Linked DNA regions of Homo sapiens: region 1 is linked to region 2. A link is an interaction called in ENCODE POLR2A ChIA-PET data of the cell type or tissue named here. Cell type or tissue: GM12878. All regions are shown on one strand. Links, peaks and the distances in the headings refer to the core of each region. The heading gives the core; the rest is flanking DNA.

What was found. ChIA-PET counts read pairs that join two places held together with the same protein. Peaks named below come from ENCODE experiments on the same cell type or tissue, not always from the same donor. Only the 100,000 strongest peaks of a DNase experiment are listed, where the experiment ranks them.
Region 1: POLR2A ChIA-PET joins it to region 2 with 7 read pairs; 3 of 35 experiments call an interaction of 5 or more read pairs at or near these places.

What each region holds. Positions count from the first base shown.
Region 1 is chr11:6,303,785-6,306,711 of GRCh38, forward strand. No RefSeq gene overlaps it. Among named protein-coding and RNA genes, the nearest start is that of CAVIN3, 15 kb to the right of the region's middle. RefSeq lists an enhancer at 1-475. In GM12878, for the core only: no CTCF peak of the experiment used is centred there; no DNase peak of the experiment used is centred there.
Region 2 is chr11:6,202,253-6,205,179 of GRCh38, forward strand. No RefSeq gene overlaps it. Among named protein-coding and RNA genes, the nearest start is that of C11orf42, 1.8 kb to the right of the region's middle. In GM12878, for the core only: no CTCF peak of the experiment used is centred there; a DNase peak (open chromatin) is centred at 1,389; H3K27ac peaks cover 188 bases.

The DNA.
Region 1 (2,927 bases), core at 110-2,609, 100 kb after region 2:
TGACTTGGCTGTACAGGTGCCCTTTGCATAACAATGATGTTCGTGAGAGGCATGACTCTTAAGCCGACATGAGTCTCTGTGACTTTAAATCCTCCTTGTTCCTTTCAGACAAACTGCTGACAAGCCTGGTCAGCATGCACTGACCTGAATGCCCTTTTCTACATCATTAAACCCCTTTTTAACTTCCCGCTGTGGGGATGATGTGTGTCTGCACCGGATCCACACTATGTTTCTTCCCCCTTTCTGTTTAATCACACCTAAATCAAAAGCAGAAAATCACAGTTAAAGCTAATTTGTATCATATTAAATATTAAAATCCATATTAAAATTAATGACATGGTGATATGGTGAGACCCCTTAATAACACTACCATGTGACAGTTTTCTATTTTCACTTACTATTGCTATTAACTTCGTGTTGGCATCAGTTGTTCTCTACAGGTGACAAGTGCATTTGATAGCAGCATATATATGTAAATAACTTACGAATGACAAAATTTTTATAATTTTTTTAAAAATACAAAATTAAACCCTCTAAAAAACTAATTTTTAAGATATCTCTGAAAAATACACAGATATATACGTACTCCTACCCTTTTGTGTCTTACCCTAAAAATTACTCTTTGCAAATAATCTTATAAGCTTTCACTCCCTTTTATTTTGCTTTGCTGGTGGCTCTGATGGTATATGTTCACTGGTGCCTTTTTGGGGGAACATTCCAGAACCCTGTTCTATTATACCACAGACACAGAAAGGTGTTCTGATAATGAGTACTAGTATTTTGGAAAATAAAACAAAAAACAAAATTTCACCACATCCTTGTGAGAATATTTCTACACATTCCTGGAGTTTGTCTGATGTGCTATCATTGGCAAGGTAGAAGGTCATCCTAAATTAACTTGGATCTTTTTCCATTATGGATCATATGCAGAAGCATGAATTGTAGAGTCTTCACAACAGAAATAGCTTGTTCTGTATTACAGGACTCCAGAGTGAGTGAGGGATTCATCCTGACTAACAATAAATATTGTTACATTAATGCTTCAGCACAGTCTCTTATATTGAGTACTGTAGAGAAAGAGGCATAGAATAAGTTTATTACTAACTAAGAAAAAAATAATAAACTCAACTTTCTCTTTACCAAACAATTTATCCGGAATTACAACCTGTATCATTGCAATGTTTTTATGAATTCTAGGCAATATCTTCTAACTTAAAAAATAAGTAAAACTAAAAAAAAAAAAAAAGAAAAAGAAGTGGTAAAACTTAAAGCTCCCCCATCTCACCCTTCATCACATACTAGCAGAATATCTTTCACCAATTCTTAACTATAGATACCCATGTAAGAAATAGTCTGTTTAATGGTCACATCAGGCATCAATCAAATGTTGAGGTTTACCAATCTTGGCAATATTGACATTTTGGATAGGCTAATTATTTGTTGTAAGGTACTATCATGTGCATTGTAAGACGTTTAACAACATCCCCGATGTCTGTCTACTAGGTGCCAGTTGTGACACTAAAAAGTGTCTCCAGACATTGGTAAATGTCCCCCCTGGGGTCGGTGGTGGAGGGTATGCCTGCAGTTGAGAACAACTGGTCTAGAGAAAAGAGGGTAATTGACCTAGTTTAGATGGAGTGCATAGTGCTGGGTCAGTTCGCTGTGAATCAGCGAGCAAGGATCAGTAAAGTACAGCATAATTCTATTTGAATATATGTGGCTGCTCCTTTAATCAGTGCTGAAAAGTCAATCTGCTAAGTGAGTGTTTACCACACTGCGGAGATTCCCTCTAGGGTTTGGCTTTTGTAGCTTTGCTCTTTGTTGAAGTTGTGCTATGATCTGAATGTTTGTGTCCCCCAAAAACTCATATGTTGAAATCTTAACAGACAAGGTGATGATATTACAAGGTGGCACCTTTGGGAGGTGATTAGAGATTAGATCATGAGAATTAAAGGGATTAATGTCCTTATAAGAAAGGCCTAAGAGAGAGTCCACAGCCCTTCTACCATGTGAAGACATAGAGAAAAAGCACCATCTGTGAACTAGAGAGCAGACCCTTACCAGATGCTGGATCTGCCAGCATCTTGATTTTGGACTTCCCAGTCTCCAGAAGTATGAGAAATAAATTTCCGTTGTTTATAAGCTACTCAGTTTATTGTATTTTCTTATAGTAACCACAACAGACTAAAACATGCTATTAAGCTTTTTAATTTATTATATTTATTTTTAATTTTTGCCTGTAGTTACTTCTTGTTTTTGAAGTTTTTCCCCTGTTTTAGGTATTTCTATTATCCTTACAGTTTTAGTATTCTGCCATCTTCAAGTAAGCTTTAAGTTGATTTTTGTTCAATGTGAGTTAGAATGTTGTTTTTTTCTATTTACTTTCCTCTCATTAGTATAACCTGAAATCTGCTAGGCAAAATGTGTGGGTTTTATTGTGTCTGTATTTCAGGAAGAAATAAAGGGTGGATGGTCATGTCCATATATTTGAGGCTCACTTGTTTATAAACCTTGGAAGTCGAGAGCCAAGTTAGCAGCTAGTTGAAAAGGATTAGAAGAACAAACCTCTCACTATCATAAAGTCCAATGTATTTAACAGTCTGGCTGGGTAATTAATGCTTAAACGTCAAAATGAGTCTGCTTGAAGTATTCTCTTAGATCCCCCAACCCACTGATTTAGAGAAAAGATCAAGATTTCAGCCCTTCCCTTGATAGAAATGTTGCAAGCTGAGTTTGAGAAACTCAGAAGAGAAATCCTAAAACATGAGAACTTTCTTTTGAAATAGAATGTTTGAAAGAGCTGAGAGCTTTCAGAGACATTGTGAGATCAGCAAGATTTCCCCTTTGAAATCTTGCATTCATCCCCAAACCTAGTTGGAGCAAGGGCAGAAGGCCCCTCTCTATAGCAGAATATCAAAGCACTGGCA
Region 2 (2,927 bases), core at 153-2,652:
AAGAGCTTTACCACACTCTCATTCCTCATGACAACCTGAGAATTAATTATAAGCCCACAATCCCTCATCCATAATTCCAAAATAAAACTCTGAAGAAACAATATTTTTTTATAACTTTGGCCCAAAAGCTGACATCTCAACCATCATGATCCTATTTATAATCTTTATTTATCTTATTTAGTGTAAATGTTCATACATCTAACTTCAGAAATGTTGATGTTTGATTATAGGGCACTGTCCTGAATCCCACTGGGGTATTCCTTAATATATGATATATATATATCATATTCCTTTTCTATAATCTGAAAAAAACTGAATTCCAAAATATCTGTCCCTAAAAGTTTCAAATAAGGTGTGAGGGGTCTGTGTGATTATCCTTGAAGTCTGAGAGACATGAAGAGACTTGTTAGGGCTCTTTATCACTCTAAAGTCTTTGCTGTCAATACTATTCTATACTGCCCTACAGGTTCATACTGAGAACCTCGTGTTCTCTGGATAAAAAGATCCATCTGTTTATTCCCCCCATGCTCTCCATTCAGACCACCCTCAGATACCCTGCAGATGGTCTGTCTCTCATGCCATACCAGAGGCAAATCCTATAAGCAGGATATGGCCCAAAGAGCGCAGCCCTTAGGCTCATGATCTCCATCCAGGACCAAGTAGTCATCCATTTTCCTTCAGTAACTTTTAGTTTCAGTCTCTCTCTGAGTCAAAAGGAAAGACCGACTTACTTAGTGTTGGGGTAGATCAGTAGGGAATTTAGGGATCCTAGGGAATCATGATAATCAGGCAGCAGAAGAATGTATGGGCTTCTAACTGAGAAGTAATCAGTCAGAAGTTTTCAGTCACAATTTCCCCTGTGAGCCCCTCTCCCAAAAGTCCTAAAGAGATCCTCCTCGTCCTTTTTTTTTTTTTTGTATAAATTTGAAGGGTACAAGTGCAATTCTGCTATATGCATAGACTGCATAGTGGTAAAGTCACCACAGTCCACCATCCCTGCACCTACCTCATCCCTCCCCTTCTCATTCTGGAATCCCCTCGGGATCTGGATGTACACCATTCTCTATCAGTCACTCTCATTGTCTCTGTACCACTGCATCTCTGTCTCCTTGCACCATTTGTCAGTTTTATCCCATATCTATGTCTCTTGTCCTTGTGTATGTCTCTCTCTTGCTCTATCTCCACCTGCCTCACTCAGAATTCTTTCCTGGAGAGAACAGAGGTGCAGCTATACTACACCAGGTGACCTCTTTTTGTCAACCATAATCAAAATGTGCTAAAGGAAGGAATTTGGTTTCACTTGTCTTAATAAGAAACTTGGGGTTTCTGATTCGGCCCATCGTGGCTCCTCTCTTATCCTGCCCATTTCCTTTTCACTAAACCACTTGGTACTTTCCATCTGGCAGACACTCCTCCCACCACACACTAAAGTGAGCCAAAGGAACGTGTTGGTTAAAGGTTCAGTCAAGCAGACTTTTACCTGAATCCTAGATCCTCTATAAACTCACTCTATATGCTTTGGAGTAATTATTCAACCTCTCTGAACCTGTTTCTTTGCTTGTAAAATGAGATAATAGTAGTAACTACTTCAAGAGGATACCAAATGGATTAATATAATGAATTCAAAGTATTTTGCACAGCTCCTAGCACAAAAGAGCTCAATATTAATATTTGGCATAATTCCTCTCCTGGAAATGTTTGATATTAATTCCTCTCTGGAAAATAGGACCACACCCACTGTAAAACCTTTGCTCAAAGACCCAGCACCCATATTCATAGCTTTATCTAAGGAGACCTGCCCTCCCGAGGCCAGTTACATCTCCTTTAGGAAAATTTTACTAACACTCTTTCCCACCACTGCAGGACCTTTGCCTATGCCCCCACTCATACCACCTCAGCCAGCTCCGATGACAGCCAACTTTGTGGGACTGCTCTACAGAGCTATGCCGGGCTGGGCTAGGGGAGGATACCTCCTACACACAAGAGGTATTCCTGGGCACAAAGGAGACTCTCCAGAGGGACTCAGAGAAAGGACTCCTTGAACAGATAAGGTACGGAGTAGAAAAGTTAACTACAGGAAAGGCTCTCTAGAATGGTTCTTCTTTAGCAAAACACAGTTGAGATCTCTGGACAAAGACGCAAAGGAGATAACACATAGCTAATATTCCAGCTCTTATCTAGCTACTAGGCACAAATCAGACTAGGACAGGGAGTGGAGCATGAAGAAATTTTTTCTCAAATTTACCTGGGTAATTCTGGCTTCCTGAAAATTCTCTCGTTACTAAGGCAACATTATCCCAATTATATTCTTACCCTCCACATTGTCACACTGCTCAGCACAGCAACCTCCTACACACACCTGGTTTTCATTGCAATTGTAACCCACCCATTAATAATGGTTTTCAACGTAAGTTATGCATTAAAATTGCCTGAAGAGCTTTTAGAAATTGTGATGCCCAGGCACACCCCAGATCAATTAAATCAGAATCTCTGGCACCAGTAATTGATCCAGGCAACAGTAATTTTTAAGCTCCCAGGCAATTCCAAAGTGCAGCCAAGGCTGGGACCACTGCTTGGTTCTCAGTATAAGCCCTGATCTATATAGTCATGCATTGCTTAACAACAGGGTATGTTCTGAGAAATGCATCCTTAGGCAATTTTATCATTGCGCAAACATCATAGAGTGTACTTACACAAACCTAGATGGTATAGCCTACTACACAGCTAGGCTCTATGGTATAGCCTATTGCTCTTGGGCTACAAATCTGTACAGCATGTTACTGTAGTGAATACTATATGAAATTGTAACACAATGGTATTTGTGTATCAAAACATACCTAAACATAGAAAAAGTAAAGTAAAAACATGGCATTATACTCTTATGGCGTCAGACCACTGTCAGTCACATATCATTTTCCAAAACACTG